Linked DNA regions of Homo sapiens: region 1 is linked to region 2. A link is a loop called in an ENCODE intact Hi-C map of the cell type or tissue named here. Cell type or tissue: CD14-positive monocyte. All regions are shown on one strand.

Region 1 (8,000 bases), 76 kb after region 2:
GGGCACCTGTAATCCCAGCTACTCGGAGGCTGAGGCAGGAGAATCGCTTGAATCTGGGAGGCGGATGTTTCAGTGAGCCGAGATGGCGCCACTGCGCTCCAGCCTGGGCGACAGAGTGAGGCTCCATCTCAAAAAAAAAAAAAAAAAAAAAAGATGATGGGCACACAGATATTCAAGGAATCATGATCCTTTATAACTTGCATATATTTTATAAATCTTCTTTTGTACCTACTTAATATCTAGCTTTTTTAAAAGACTGGATAGCAGGAAGTGACCCAGGAATATACTCCAGGACTATATCCCAAACTGGCAACTGGGGGCTGTGAATACAGGGACTTTCTTATTTGAAGTAAAACTCAGGCTGGGCACGGTGGCTCACACCTGTAATCCCTGTAATCCCAGCACTTTGGGAAGCCAAGGTGGGTGGATCACCTGAGGTCAGGAGTTCGAGACCAGCCTGGCCACCATGGTGAAACCCTGTCTCTACTAAAAATGCAAAAATTAGTAGGGCGTAGTGGCGCACACCTGTAGTCCCAGCTACTCAGGTGGCTGAGGTAGGAGAACTGCTTGAACCTGGGAGGCGGAGCCCAGGCTGCAGTGTAACAGCGCAATCTCAGCTCCCTGCAACCTCCACCTCTAGCCAGGGTTATCATACCTGAACTCCATATCTAACCTTCCTGAGCTCAGGTGATCCACCTGCTTCAGCCTCCCCAAATGCTAGGATTACAGGTGTGAGCCATCACACCCGGCCTGAGCCACCATGCCTGGCCAAGACGCTTTCTAAAAAAATATCCTGCCTCTAAACGTAATCACATTCTGAGTCTTGGGGGTTGGGACAAAAAAGTGTGAAACGAGTTGCTATTATGGTGCTGGTGTGCCAAGAAGTGCTTTGTAATCTGATGGCAATTCAGAGCTGGCACTGACTTTGGGGCTGATGCCAGAGATGGGATTAGAGTTGAAATCATGAAAAGGACAATTTCTCCAACAACTTGTGAAAGGAGAAAGTAGAATGAGAAACGCTGGGCCAGGACCAAGGGTCCCTCCCCTCTTTGGCCCTCCCCTCTTAGTCCTTAGGTTAAGGAGTAAGTATTGCAATCTGGTCACAGGCAGAGGAAAAAGAAACACCGAAGTAATAAATGATATGTCAAAAGACAGCGGGGAAAGCAGGAGTGATGTGTCAGGGAGCCAGGGAAAGGGACAGTCGACTGTGACAGCTGCCCCAAGTGGCCAAGGAGGATTAATAATGATGAAAGGCACCCATGCGTGATTCAAACAGCTCTTATCTGTTGAGGATGATACATACTGGTCCATGTGCTTTTCACAGGGTGAGCAAAAAGGATTTTGATCTCAACTAAGCGCAATGAAAAGCTACTAAAATAGTTTAAGCAGGGGTGAGTGGGTGAAGCGCAGTGACACGGCAGATTTTAGAGGGTGGTGATGATTGCATTTGGTGATGAGCTTGTGATATTGGAGATAAAAATTTCAGTAGAGTCGGAGGAAAGGAAAGGCAAAGAGGCAGGAAGTGTGACATTCGGAAGAGGATGTAAGGAAATGATGGGAGGCAGGAAGGTTCTGAGGTATAAAAGAATGAATTTGGGGACCCAACTACCCAAACTCTGGCTCTGGAATACTTATTTACTCTTTCTGTATCTCATTTCCTATCTTTAAAATGGGGGTAACAGTATTCACCTTATAGGGTGTGTGTGTGCACACACCCATATTAAACGAGTTAATAAATGTAAAGAACTTAGAACAGTGCGTGGCACATGATAATCACTCAAGAAATGTTAGCTCTTATTATTGTGTTCTAGGAGTTTGGCACAAACAGGAGAGGAATGAGGTGGAATTTTTTGAGGACAATCAAATCATGTTGTTGTTGGTTAAGCCCTCTCTCTGGTGCTAGCAGGAGGTAAGGTGGACCAGATGGCCCTGATGATGCTGGTTCTCTATGGCCACATACCTTTGGTGGCTCTGTGGTCATCTTGATGCTGACCTGCAAGATTGAGATAGGGAAGTCTGGGTGGGGGATGGAGCTGAGCCAGAGGCGGAAGGATGGATGAGGATCCTCCACCTGCAGCTGCTCCACCAGCTTGTCCAGATTAGGCATCCAAGACAGTGACAGGTGGCAGTTTGCCAGGAACACCCAGTGTCCTGCAAGGAGATGCCAGGGTCAGTGGGAATCATTTCCTAAGCCCTGCCTGTCCTCATGCTTTCCACCTGGTGTTGGGGTGGGGGTGCTGGGGGGGCCTAACACTAAGATCTGCCACTTCTGGGGCCCTCTGTAGAAGTGGGAGGTACAGGGACAGTAGTGTAATTGAGGTTGGAGGTTCTAGGGACAAGGACTGGGCTGAAGATGGGGGTGGAAGAAAGGATGGACACCAACCCTGAGTCACACCCTCTCGGAGGAGCCGAGCAGCGATGGGGGCCTGGCCCTGGCCCAGGGACAGGGCGTGGAAGCGCTGGGCCATGCCCATGTGCTCTGCCAGCTGCAGCAGGGCACTGGTGGGGTCCACACCAGGGGACAGGATGAACACGAGTGGGGATCGTGGGGTTGAATCCTCCAGCACCTGCCAGAAGCACAGGTATAGCATCAGGCAGAAGGCCACATGACCAAAGTGGGAGAGAGAGATGAAGGAGACTGAAACAGAGCGAGGGAGGCAGGAAAGACCCATGGGCCGTGGGGACAAGGAAGCCGAGCCACCGACCGACTTCATATTCAGCACAGGCGGCTCGATGAAGCGGGAGCCAAGGTTGGTGATGATGAAGGAGGTCACGCAGAAGGCCACGCGGTCCTGGCGCAGGGAGCGAACGATCAGCATCCGTTGCATTTCATTGCAGGCATTTTCCCACTCACCTGGGGATGAGGTGAGTCATTGCAGGGAGAGGGAGTGAGTCTGGAAGAGCGGGGAATCCAGACAAAGGGGCACCTGCCGGGAATGTGCTCCGGGCCAGGAGGCAGGCACCAGCTGGGAGAGGGGATGGAGGACAATGGGAAGGGCCGGCATGTGGCTGAATGGAGGGAAGGAGAAAAGTGAGAGTGGGACACAGACGCCTGGTACCTGGCAGCATCGCCTTCTCCGGGGCAGCATTGGTATACCACAGGTGCCAGTCACGAGGGTACTGCTCAAAGGAGTTCATGAGTCCGTGGAAGTTGGTCAGTTTGTCTAGCTCTGTGATGTTATCCCAGTAGGCATCTGCAAGCCAGCTACTACATGGATTGTCCATTTGGCCCTCCCGATCCAAGACCTGGTGGGAGAAGGGGAGGAAGAAAGGGATTGACTTGGGAATACTTCAAAAGAAGAGTGATCTTTTTCTCCTCTCTCTCTCTCTCTCTCTCTCTGTATTTTTCTCTCTCTCGGTGGGAAAACCAAATGGAATTTTTTTTTTTTTTTTGAGATGGAGTCTTATTCTTGTCACCTAGGCCAGAGTGCAATGGCACAATCTCGGCTCACTGCAACCTCTGACCCCCAGGTTCAAGCGATTCTCCTGCCTCAGCCTCCTGAGTAGCTGAGATTACAGGTGCTCGCCACCACACCTGGCTAATTATTGTATTTTTAGTAGACACGGGGTTTCACCATGTTGGCCAGGCTGGTCTCGAACTCCTGATCTCAGGTGATCATCCTCCTCGGCCTCCCAAAGTACTGGGATTACAGGTGTCAGCCACCGCGCCCAGCCCAAAATGGCTTTTGTATGAGAGTGAAGAGATGAATACAGGGATCCTGGGGAATAAACGTGGGGGCTAGGACTCAGACCCTGCCCTTAGCCCTCACAGTTCAAATTTAGGAAGCTGGCGCCCTCTGCTGGTTGCCTGGTAATAATGTCTCCAACCTAATGACTGGTTGGTAGCCTCACCTTCACAGAAGCACAAACTATTTACTCATTCATTCACTCACTTGCTTATTCATTCTTCTTAACAAATATTTATTGTTCGCCAACTATGCATTTTAATCATTGGGATGCATTACTGAGCAAAATGGACAAATATATCTGCCCTTGGGGATTTTATTTTCTAACATGGGATTGTGAATTCATGGGCAGATTATGAACCAAAAACATAACAAATAAGTAAATTATCTAGTATAGCAAAGACGGCAGTGCCAAGGAAAAATAGGATACTCTGAGGAGGGTAAGGGAGACTGAGAGTGTTGAGGGGTAGTTTGAAGTATTAAATAAGAAGATCAAGGTCGCATTGAGGTGAGGTCTGAAGGAGGTGAGAGATGGCCAGGTGCACACGCCGGGGAGTAGGCTTCCAGCAGAAGGCATGGCCACGCAAAGGCCCTGAGGCGAGACGTGCCAGGGGGTTTGGGGAGGGCAATGAGGCCTGCGTGGCTGGAGTGGAGTGGGGGCTGTGTGGTGGGAGGTGGCGCCAGCCATGGGGAGCCCGTCACAATGGCATCCACTTTAAAAGGACCTCTCAGGCCGGGCACAGTGGCTCACACCTATAATCCCAGCACTTTGGGAGGCTGAGGTGGGAGGATCACTTGAGCCCAGGAGTTCGAGACCAGCCTGGGCAACATGGTGGGACCCCGCCTCTACAAAAAATACAAAAATTAGCCGGGCGTGGTGGCGCAGGCCTGTAGTCCCAGCTACTCCAGAGGCTAAGATGCGAGGATGGCTTGAGCCTGGGAGGTCGAGGCTGCAGTAAGCCAAGATCACTGCCACTGCGGTCCAGCCACAGTGAGTGACAGAGTGGGACCTCTCTGGTTGCTGTGTTGAGAGTTTGGGGTGGGAGGCAGGAAGTGAAGGTGGGAAAAGTCAAGAAAATGTCTAGGAGGGCGGGAGAGTGCAGCATGGTTGTCTGGAAGCCTTAGGGGCCTCCTTGAGGTTCACGATCATGGACTTAAAGCGCGTCCAGTCGGTGTGGATGTGTTCTTCTCCGGCCATGCTCAGTGCACTGGCCGCGCAGGGACAGAGGGGAAGAGGAGCTGGATCTAGCCAGAGCGGTAGATGCGACAGAGAGAGGAGAAAAGCTGGGGTTGAGGAGCCTGTGAGGGAGAGATTGTGAGGGCGACCATGGAACTCAGGCTGGGGAAGGAGTGCCTTGAAAGGCAGTAAAAAAGCGGCAAGATCAGGCCAGTTTGTGGGTCACAGGTGAGACATGCCACAAAGCCCAGCCTGCGCTGAGTGCAAGGGGGTGCATGGCAAGTCACCTCCGCAGCCCCAGGGAGCTCACCATGCACCTGATGCTGGCCTGGATTTTCTCAGCTCACTCACTGATGCTGTGGGCCTGACCCTCTGGGTCTGGAGTCCTTGTCACACTTGCCCTCATCCCCAACCTTGACCATCCCATCCTGGGATGTGCTCTCTGCCCAACTCACCACACCCCCACGTAGAAAGAAGTTGTATTCATCCATGTTGAGCTTGCCAGAAGTCTCCAAGATTTTGGCACACATATGAAAACTGAATAGTAGTTTGTGGCGTTCGAAAAGGGTACGGCAGGTGTACCTGGGAGAAAGGGACAGGGAAGAGGGAGGGGCAGCATGGAATGGGGGCTGATGCTCCATGCGAATGCTATGATGCTACTATCACACAGCTTCACACAGAGGACCTCACCAGCCTCTAATCCTAACCTCCTGGAAACAGCTGAGGACTCAGGGGCCTAGACACAAGAATTTCCCAGAGTCCACTTATTATTATTATTACTTTTTGAGACAGAGTTTCGCTCTTGTCACCTAGGCTGGAGTACCATGGTACGATCTCGACACACTGCAACCTCCACCTCCCAGGTTCAAGCGATTCTCCTGCGTCAGGCTCCCAAGCAGCTGGGATTACAGGAGCCCATCACCACGCCTGGCTAATTTTTGTATTTTTAGTAGAGATGGGGTTTCACCATGTTGGCAGTCTGGTCTTGAACTCCTGACTTCAGGTGATCCACCCGTCTCAGCTTTCCAAAGTGCTGGGATTACAGGTGTGAGCCAACGTGCCCAGCCATTCACTCATAATTAGTCATTCAGTTCCATTAAAAAACAAAACATTCATTATTCCCCTACTGTCTTGCCAGGCACTCTGCTAGGTCCTGAAGACACAAAGATGAATAAGCCACAGTCTCGGAGAGGACAGAGAGGCCATCAGTTATGATGTCCCTGCCTGCTGGACTTGGAAAGTTTCCGAGGAGCTGCCCCAAGCTGCAGTAGAGTTTTCAGGTGACATGGGAGAGGCAGAGAGATCACAGCATGAGCAAAAGCATGAGAAGGGCACAGCATGCAGGGCAGTCAGGGACGCTCAGGCCCCCAGTGCAAGGTGGGAAAGGTGAGGCTGAGGCAGGAGAAGGCCAGGTCCTGAGGGCTTTCGTGGGCCACAGGGGCCAAGCAACCAACCACTGGCAGTCAGACCCGGGAAGCGGCATGGGCAGATTTGTTCAGGTGGGCAATACAGGAGGGTGGGTTGAGAGGGACAGTGGGTAGAGGCAGAAGGACCTCTAGGAGACCATTGTGCAACTCAGAAAAAAGGATCACCAGGGCCAGAACTAAAGTACAGCCAAGCAGTGGGAAGATGGGGAGGGAACAGTTGCAGAAATATTCATGAACAAAACCTGGTGACTGCTTTGAAAGGGAAGAGTCAAGGATAACTCCCAGTTTTTGCCAGGCGTGGTGGCTCATGCCTGTAATCCCAACACTGTGGGAGACCATGGCAGGAGGATCCCTTGAGCTCAGGAGTTTGAGACGAGCCAGGGCAACATAGGGAGACCCTTTCTGTACAAATAAAAATTATAAAAAATAAAGGATAACTCCCAATTTCTGGCTTGGGTGACTGGGTTGTGGGTGTTGGTGCCATCCAAGGATGAGGACCCTGAAGGAAGAGGGAAGAGAATGAGTTTGATCTGAAGTGAGTTGAGCTTGAAGGGTCTGTGGGATGTCAGGGTAGAGAAGTCCAGTTCCTTGCTGCTCAAATGTGATCCACAGACCAGGAGCAGTGGCACCCCTGGGAGCTTGTTGGAGTTGCAGAACCCAGGCCCCACCCCAGACCTGCAGAATCCCAACCGGTACTTTCACAAGATTGCCAGTGCACTTCCTGCCCGTTAACATCTGGGCAGTGCTGGTATCTCCAACAGTTGTGTAGACAAGTCCAGTGCTCAAGGGAGGGCTACAGACACAAGACAGGGAATCATCAGCCCACAGGTGATGGTTAAGCCATGAGAGTGAGGAGCTACCAGGAGGACATATGCCAAGGACAGCGGCAGGCTGAGAGCCGCGGTGCGGGAAAGCACGAAGGTGCAGTGGCCAGAAGAACCACAGCCACTCGGCCTCCGGGCTGGGGCATGTTGGGGGCACCCTCAGACCTGTAGACAGCGTAGGTGTGGTAGTCATTCAGGTAGTCAATGCGGTCCTCCAGCTTATTGCTGCGGTGGCTTTTGTCAATGCTGAGAATAAAGAGGCTGATGTAGGCATCCAGTGAGAACTGGTACATGGGGTCGATGCAGCCCATATCATTGAGCACGAAGAACAGGATTGATGCCCGCTGGGCGCATGGGCGGTAAGCCTGCCGGTGGGGATGGGTGGAGTCAGGGCCACTGAGGGACGTGGCAGGGAGCAGGGGCTCAGGGAAGGAGGGGTCTCGAGCCGTCATGATGGAGTTGCATCTTGGATGGCTGGTGGGAGGCAGGACTGGAGGGCCGGGAGCTTACCTCCCGCGCCAAGTCAGTGTTGATCTCTGTGGTCTCACTGGTCTCCAGCTGCTCAGTCACCTCTGTGGCTGTGATCTTGGAGGTATGCAGCGTGTTCACCAGCTGCACATCATCCAGCAGGGAGCCGGTGGCCTCATTCAGCAGCCTAGGGGGAGGCCCAGAGGCACATGGAGCAAGGGGTTAGCGGGACCAGGCTCCCTGGGATGCTGTTGTGCCTGGGGTAGACTGGGTGGAGGCTGGCTGGGAGTAGACCCGTGGGGCAGTGGGAGGGGAAGGCAGGGCCTCACCGCAGGATCTCATCCTCCAGCTCCTTGAGCTTCCTTTTACCAGCCGCGATGTTGATGACCAGTGAGTCCTTCTGCTCCTCCAGCTCAGG
Region 2 (8,000 bases):
AGTTGGATCAGGTTTTTCTTGTACCCGGTAGTTCTGTCCACCTGCTCCTAGATGTTCTCTGATGACAAACAACCATGCCCCCAACTCAAAGCCTAAGTTTCCAATGTCCCCCAAGCCAGTCCCCCTCCCATCCCAGGGACCTATCACAGGTTTCTCAGGCCTCCCACACCCACCAGGGACCAGTGTATCTCCCTCACCATTAAACCGATCGATGGCCTCCTGCCTCAGGGCACCCGTGATACCACCATCGATGCGCTCATACTTGTAGCCTTCATAGTCTAAGAAGTCCTCAAGCAAGTCTAACATTTTGGTCATCTAGAGCAAGAGAAAAGGATGGAGTCTGCAATAATGAGGTGGTGGGATGCTTGCTTATTCTAACTACTCCTTTACACAAACTCAACCCTAATCTTTACACCTGAACCCCTGCCCTGTCTTAAGCTCCTCATTATTCCACCTTCTTGTCACACTCTCTTTTCTTATTTTTATTTATTTTTATTTTTTTTTGAGATGGAGTCTCATTCTGTTGCCCTAGCTGGAGTGCAGTGGTGCCATCTCTGCTCACTGCAACCTCCACTCCTGGGTTCAAGTGATCCTACCGCCTCAGCCTCCCTAGTAGCTGGGACTACAGGTGTGCGCCACCACGCCCAGCTAATTTTTGTATTTTAAGTAGAGACAGGGTTTCACCATGTTGGCCAGGCTGGTCTTGAAACTCCTGACCTCAAGTGATCTTCCTGCCTCGGCCTCCCAAAGTGCTGGGATTACAGGTGTGAGCCACCACGTCTGGCCCTCTTGTCACACTCTCTTGATTTAAGATTGTTTCTCCTAAGGCAGAGGTTCTCTGAGACCCATGAAAAGGTTTCAGGGAAATCCAGGAACCCCCTGAAAATCCGTACAAAATTGTGTCATTGTATGTGCAGTTTTCTGGTGAGTAGACCCAGAGCTTTCATCACATTTCCAAAGGGTCTGTGCCCTTCACCCTCACCTGCCAATAAGATGAAGAAATAATACCAGTCCCTAAGGAGGCAGATGGCTCACCCTCCCCCTTCCCTCATGCAGCTGAAAAGGAACTAGAGCTGGACCTCAACTTCCAGCAACCTTAAGAACAGGCATCAGAGGCCAAGAATGAACTTGCTATACAGTAATCCCAGCACTTTGGGAGACCGAGGCGGGCAGATCACCTGAGGTCAGGTGATGGAGACCATCCTGACCAACATGGTGAAATCCCGTCTCTACTAAAAATACAAAAATTAGCTAGGCATGGTGGTGCACGCCTGTAATCCCAGCTACTTGGGAGGCTGAGGCAGGAGAATCACTTGAACCCAGGAAGCAGAGGTTGCAGTGAGCCGAGATCGTGCCACTGCACTCCAGCCTGGGCAATAAGAGCGAAACTCTGTCTCAAAAAAAAAAAAAAAAAAAAAAACTCTTACAGGAGGAATCTCCTCATTTGTCACACCAGAGCAGCCACAGGAAGACCGTAAGAAATTAAAGTCTGGAGGATGAGGAGAGGGAAGAGGAAGCAGATGTAAAGACAGCTAAGGGCACAGGTCACCTGCGAGAAGATGAGCACTCGGTGTCCTTGCTCCTTCAGCTTTCGCAGCATCTTCTGGAGCAGCATGAGCTTCCCAGACGACTTAATAAGTGCCCCACCCTCATAAGCCCCACTGGGGAGTTTGGGGGACTCCTGAAAAGGGAGGAGAGAGGAGGAGGAGGGGGTCAGTTGGAAACATGCCCCCATATTCTTGCCACACCTAGAAGGCCAGATGCCCGGATCCAGCTTCCACATGTTCCCAATTCCTCCTGTTCTCAGACACCCAGTCCGTGGCCTTCCAGCCCAGCTCCACCCCTGTGGCTCAATACCCACCTCCCCACTACTCCCCACCCATGTTTTCTGAGAATGGGCGTTCGATCAGCTCCCTGCTCTGTGTATCTACCATAGCAGCCACGGGAAAAAGGTATGGATGGTTGCAGCACTTCTTAAGATCCATCATGATATTAAGCAGCGACACCTGGTTCCCACCACCTCGTGAATTCAAGGCCTCAAAATTTCGAGTCAGGATGTATTTGTAGTATTTCCTAAAGGCCAGGAAAGGGGTGTAAAAGAAACATAAATAAAGGAAGCAATTATGATATTGCACTTGGAACGCTCCCATCAATCCCCAAGCCCTACTCCAGGCAGCTCGTCTTGCATCTTACTTCTGCATGGGGCTTAGCTCCACCCGAACGATGAGCTCTGTCTTGGCTGGCATGTTCTTAAAGACATCTGCCTTGAGTCTCCGCAGCATGTGTGGCCCCAGCAAATCATGCAGTTTCTTGATCTGGTCCTCTTTGGATATGTCAGCAAACTCCTCCAGGAAGCCCTCCAAGTTGCTAAGAGCCAGAAGAGAAGAAAATTAACAGGTCGGCAAGTTCCTTGCCCCTGATCTCAGACTTACCACCTCAGATTAATCCTCTACCAGCTCATTTTATCTGCTCCACCTCTCATCTCTGCCAACTACCCTTAGGGAACCACTTACTTAAATCTCTCTGGGGTGAGGAAGTTCAGGAGATGGAAGAGCTCCTCCAGATTATTCTGCAATGGGGTTCCTGTCAGCAGCAACTTATGATCTATCTTGTAACCATTGAGAACCCTGAAAAACTAAAAGATGGGGCAAGGCAAGGCAGGAAAATGGGCTTATTAGTGACAAGTGACCGACCCACAGCATCAGCCTTTCCCTGCCCCAGCTCCCATTTCACTCAGGATCAGAGGCCCCAAATCTCTGGCCCTCTCCCTCTTCCAACCTGGACGTCCTCCCAGACTACAGAAAATCCCCAGAATTTTTGTTGTTTTTTAGGACCAAGGCAAGTGGGAAGTCCACAACTTCAAGTTTTTTAGGTCTGGAAACCTCACTCACCTTGGACTGGTTGTTCTTGAGTCGATGGGCCTCATCTACCACAAGACAGGCCCAGCGGATGGAACCAAGTGCTGCCTGATCAATGGTGATCAGCTCATACGATGTCAGGAGAACATGGAACTTCACCTGTGCCTCCCTCTGCCAACATAATTATTGCCCATTCAGCTGCCACCTGACAACCATGCACCTACACCTCCAGAACCAGACACCTTGTCCTGACTGTGGCTCCCAACAGGAGCCATTACTCTGTTCTCCAAGCAGGGATTACAGACCATGGCTCCTAAACCTCTGCCCACATTTCCAGTACCGACAGATCCATGTATGCCCCTGGGAGTACCTGCCATATCTCTAGGATGGTAGTGCAGAGACAGGAGGACAGGTGGAGGAAGAGGAGAAAGGTGAGGAGGGGAATAGAGAAACTGAATTCCTGGCTGAGAAAAAGAAGTGACAGCTTTGAGGGTCTCAGAGGATATGAGGTAGAGGGTCTTACCTTCATCTTAAAAGCTTTCTTGCCCCCTTTGATGGCATTGTCCTCAAAGGAGAATTCATTCTCACGAATGATGGCCCGGCTGTCCTTGTCACCCGTGTATGTCACCACATAGAATTTGGGTGCCCACATCTGGAACTCCCGCTCCCAGTTAATGATGGTAGAGAGTGGGGCACTCACCAGGAAGGGACCTTTTGTGTGGCCCTGGGAGTCAAGAATGGGGGCAGCATAAGTCTAGGCTAGAGGCCGTATACCCTAGTCCTCTGCCAGCTACACCCCTTTATCTTCCCCCTCCCCACTTCCCCAGTCCAGGCGGTCCCCTTCAAGGTCCTAGAATCCAGCACCTCCTTGTAGAGTGAGTAGAGGAAGACGATGGTTTGTATGGTCTTGCCTAGCCCCATCTCATCAGCTAGAATGGTGTCAGTGCCCTGGGCCCAGGAGAAGCGTAGCCAGTTCAGCCCTTCCAACTGATACATGTGCAGGGTGCCTCCAGTGGCTGTGATAAACCGTGGCTGAGTCTCATATTTCACGGTAGGCTATAGAGACAAGAAGTCAGAAAGCTCAAGGAAATAGTCGGCGGCTCCTCCAGTCTTAGTCTCTTCCTCCCTGGCATGGATACCAAGTTGGATTACAATTCCCTCTACTATGGCCTGAGTTTACAAAAGTTCTCACATCTAGTCTTCAGCCCCTCCCCCTCATTCCTTAAGACAATATCCAGCAGCACCATGGGGAAGGGCCAGCTGGTGACAGAGCCACCAGTGGGCTATCTCTAGTGGCTCCTGCCCTTTCAGGCCAAAATTCTTAGCCACTCTTGGGGCAAGACTGGATGCTGAAGGAAGAGCTACTGTTCACAGAGGTTACTGAATCTCTGGGAAGTTCCATCAGTAGCCCTTGGAAAATCTTCGATCACCATCACTCCAGAAACAAGAAATGACAACTGAGAGGACTCACATCATTAGTGGGAGAACTGGGAGGCCCATCACCCTGTAGCTCCTTCTTCTTCTTCTTATACTTGCGGGGCTGGGCAGGGTCTTCCCCCATAATTAGTTCTCTGGAAAAAGAGTGGGTCTGAATGAGGCCTCATCCTTGGGAGTCCTACGCTTTCTTTTCTGAACCCATTCCAGACCTACTTCCCACTGTCCATGACCTAGATTTTCCCATATTTCCTTTTTCCCAGGCTCTTTACCCTTGCCCTTTGGATTTCACCTCAAGAGCCAGCCCTCCCCACTCTTGAACATCCTCTTCTCCACTACTCAGCCAGATCTTGTTTCTGTTCCTTACACTACCTCTTTAGCAAGCCTATCTCAAACAACCCAGCTCAGGTGGCCATTGCCCTGAACTCCAGGTTGAATCAGGCCCTACTGTACCCTCATTTTATGCTGGAGTTTTGGCTTTCATGCCCTCATCGTCAGAATCCCTTGAATCCACAAGCTCATTCCCTCACCGGTGTCTCCAGTAGCTTTGCTTATGTTCTTCGTATTCAGGGATATTCATTTCATCTTCCTCCCACGTGGACTGGTCATATGGTAAGTCCCTCCATTTTACTAGATAGTGGTAATTCCCCTTTTTATCCACACTGTGGGGCAGGAGGCCATGGGGAGGAGCAGGAGGAAAATATTGCACAGATCACAAACAGAAAGAAGGCCTGAGAAACGCAATTATCAGCAAACACACAAAATTTGTCACCCAACCGTCAACAGTGAGCTGCTGGAAGGGAGATTGGAATAGTTGACCTAGCAGCCTAACCTTCTCAGGATGGTATCCTAAAAATCAGCTATCACAAAACATTCCTGGAGATCCCTCCTTATCATTTGTTCACCTAATCACTAAGTATTTTCCTCATGGAACTCAGAGTCTCGTGGGGAAGGCAGCATTGAAATAACTAAATACATACCATTAAGTTTAGGCAGTAATAAGTACTATGAAGAAGAAACATTCAAAACACTGGTCTGGATGAATTATGTCTCTCATGTTTTGCTTTCATGCCCTCATCCCCAGACTCATGTGCTATGTCTTATGCCACTGGAGATGACAGGAGGCAAAGGACAAAAGAGGCACTGCCTGGCCGGATTTTCCTCCTGTTTTCTCCCGTTCCCCTGGAGGAAACAAGGCCAGAAAGGCTGGAGCTACAGCAGAGGTTATCAAGGTTAGATCAATTACCTGGTTAATCAGCAAATACTAACATGGGGCCATCACCATGGTAAGAATAATGTCATATACCAGGTCTGACTTCCCAGGGACCGAGGATTCACCTGTGGTTGATGATGCGGTGGACGGTCATCCACTCTGGCTTGATGCCAAAACGATAGTACTTCTCCTCCATCTCAGCATAGTGCGGGTCTTTCACTTTACGCTTGTCGCTCTTCCCATCATCCTCGCCGGAGCCATAGTCCAGGGGTGGGGGCTCATCCATGTCATTCTTCCGCTGGTAGTTTCGATACATAACCAAATGGAAGATTTCCAGCTAGCAGGGCACAGAAAAAAGGGAAAGAGATAGTCCTGACACTCACAGAGGACAACAAGGAACCGGGAAGAGGCCGGCAGGAGGAATGGGACAGGGAAAGGGAGCTATGAAAAAGGATGGATTGGCCCAGGCACGGTGGCTCATGCCTGTAATCCCAGTGCTTTAGGAGGCTCAGGCGGGTGGATCACCTGAGGTCAGGAGTTCAAGACCAGCCTGGCCAACATGGCGAAACCCCGTCTCTACTAAAAATACAGAAATTAGCCAGGTGTGGTGGCGCACGCCTGTAATCCCAGATACTCAGGAGGCTGAGGCAGGAGAATCGCTTGAATGCATGAGGCGGAGGTTGCAGCGAGCCAAGATCACACCACTGCACTCCAGCCGGGGCAATAAGAGAATAACAGGCGCGTCCCAGCACTTTGGGAGGCAGAGGCAGGTGGATCACCTGAGGTTGGGAGTTCGAGACCAGCCTGATCAACATGGAGAAACCCCGTCTCTACTAAAAATACAAAATTAGCCAAGCGTGGTGGCGCATGCCTGTAATCCCAGCTACTTGAGTGGCTGAGGCAGGAGAATCGCTTGAACCCAGGAGGCAGAGGTTGCAGTAAGCCAAGATCGTGCCACTGCACTCCAGCCTAGGCAACAAGAGCGAAACTCCATCTAAAAAAAAAAAAAAATAGAAAAAAAAAGAAAAAGGATGGATTAGAGATAAATGAGTCAAAGCCAAGACGGAGAATAAATAAAATGAAACAGATGCAACAGTTTCAGAAGACAAGGCCTGGGTGGGGCTCTTACAAGCAAGAGATAGGGAATGGGATTAGAAACATTGAGAATTTTTTTTTTTTTTTTTTTTTTTTTGAGATAGAGTGTCGCTCTGTCGCCCAGGCTGAAGTGCAGGGACACGATCTTGGCTCACTGCAAGCTCCGCCTCCCGGGTTCACGCCATTCTCCTGTCTCAGCCTCCTGAGTAGCTGGGACTACAGGTGCCTGCCACCACGCCCAGCTAATTTTTTTGTATTTTTAGTAGAGATGGGGTTTCACCATGTTAGCCAGGATAGTCTCGATCTCCTGACCTCAGGTGATCCGCCCACCTCGGCCTCCCAAAGTACTGGGATTACAGGCGTGAGCCACCACACCCAGCCGAGAATTTTTTTTTAAACAGAGATGGGGTTTCACTATGTTGCCCAGGCTGGTCTCAAGCAATCCTCCTGCCTTGGCCTCCCAAAGTGCTAGGATTATAGGTGTGAGCCACCATGCCCAGCCAGGAATATTATAAAACATGGAAAAAGACAGATAAGGAAGGACATGAAGTTAGGAAAGGCTATGCTATATCTGAGGGAAGGAAGCTAACGGAGACTGAGAGAAAGAGGACTGTAGACCAAAAGAACCACATATGGAAACTAAGCAAGTAGGGTATGAAGGCCACAGGCCTGAAATGAGAGAAAACAAAGAGTATGGGAACCCAACAAACAGAGGAGTAAGAGAGGGAGAGGATGGCAGGAAATGAGGTCATGGGGGAGAGGGAAAGAAAAGGTCCTAGTACCTGAAGCTCCTTGGCCCAGGAGCAGTGCCAGTAGGATAGTCCTACCCACTTGACAAAGAACTCTCGCTCTGATCTGCCTTGAAGAGGACGGGGGGGTGGGACATCTGGATTTCCATCTGCCTGTTGAGGGGCTGGCACTGCTACAGGTGGCTCCCCCCACCGCCAATGTAGGATCTTCTGCACTCGACCCTTCAGCACGGGGCACTTTGGGATGGACACGTACAAGGAGGAGGAAAGAAAGAGGCAGAAAGAACCCATTGTTAGATGAGAAGATAGGGGTCCCACAAGGGTGGGGGAGTGCAGAGAAATGAAAAGCTGGACATGTGGGCCCCAGGGATGGGGGAAGGGATCAGGCCTGACAGTAAATACAGAGGGGAGATGTTTCCACTCACTGTGCATCGGGGACACAGCCATTCACCATTGGGAATGTCAGGCAGGGGAGGGTTTAGACAATGAATGTGGTAGGAGGAGATGCACGCGTCACAGCACAGGAGCTCCCCGCCGTCCTTGCATACGCGGCAGTACTCCATGTGATCATCCTCCTCCTCCTTCTCCCCTTCTTCCTCTCCCTCCTCTTCGTATTCTTCTTCTTCCTCCTTGGCCTCCCACTGGACCCCC

What was found. A loop is a pair of places that touch in the nucleus more often than their neighbours do. Peaks named below come from ENCODE experiments on the same cell type or tissue, not always from the same donor. Only the 100,000 strongest peaks of a DNase experiment are listed, where the experiment ranks them.
Region 1: it touches region 2 in a loop (3-fold over the local background); 49 of 110 quality-filtered maps call a loop at or near these places.

What each region holds. Positions count from the first base shown.
Region 1 is chr17:7,818,688-7,826,687 of GRCh38, reverse strand. DNAH2 (dynein axonemal heavy chain 2) reads right to left here. Exons shown (of 86, transcript NM_020877.5): 70 at 7,912-8,000; 71 at 7,625-7,769; 72 at 7,280-7,479; 73 at 5,319-5,445; 74 at 3,060-3,246; 75 at 2,706-2,854; 76 at 2,384-2,567; 77 at 1,961-2,151. Among named protein-coding and RNA genes, the nearest start is that of KDM6B, 12 kb to the left of the region's middle. RefSeq lists silencers at 3,769-3,818, 3,829-3,878. In CD14-positive monocyte, CTCF peaks have their summits at 1,241, 3,588 and 3,788 (motif pointing left); DNase peaks (open chromatin) are centred at 1,237 and 3,797.
Region 2 is chr17:7,894,925-7,902,924 of GRCh38, reverse strand. CHD3 (chromodomain helicase DNA binding protein 3) reads right to left here. Exons shown (of 40, transcript NM_001005273.3): 9 at 7,775-8,000; 10 at 7,383-7,586; 11 at 5,631-5,842; 12 at 4,823-4,954; 13 at 4,330-4,429; 14 at 3,723-3,914; 15 at 3,382-3,582; 16 at 2,892-3,029; 17 at 2,514-2,635; 18 at 2,194-2,367; 19 at 1,932-2,073; 20 at 1,550-1,681; 21 at 198-315. Among named protein-coding and RNA genes, the nearest start is that of CHD3, 10 kb to the right of the region's middle. RefSeq lists enhancers at 1-234, 7,978-8,000. In CD14-positive monocyte, a CTCF peak has its summit at 4,961; a DNase peak (open chromatin) is centred at 4,934; H3K27ac peaks cover 1,617 bases.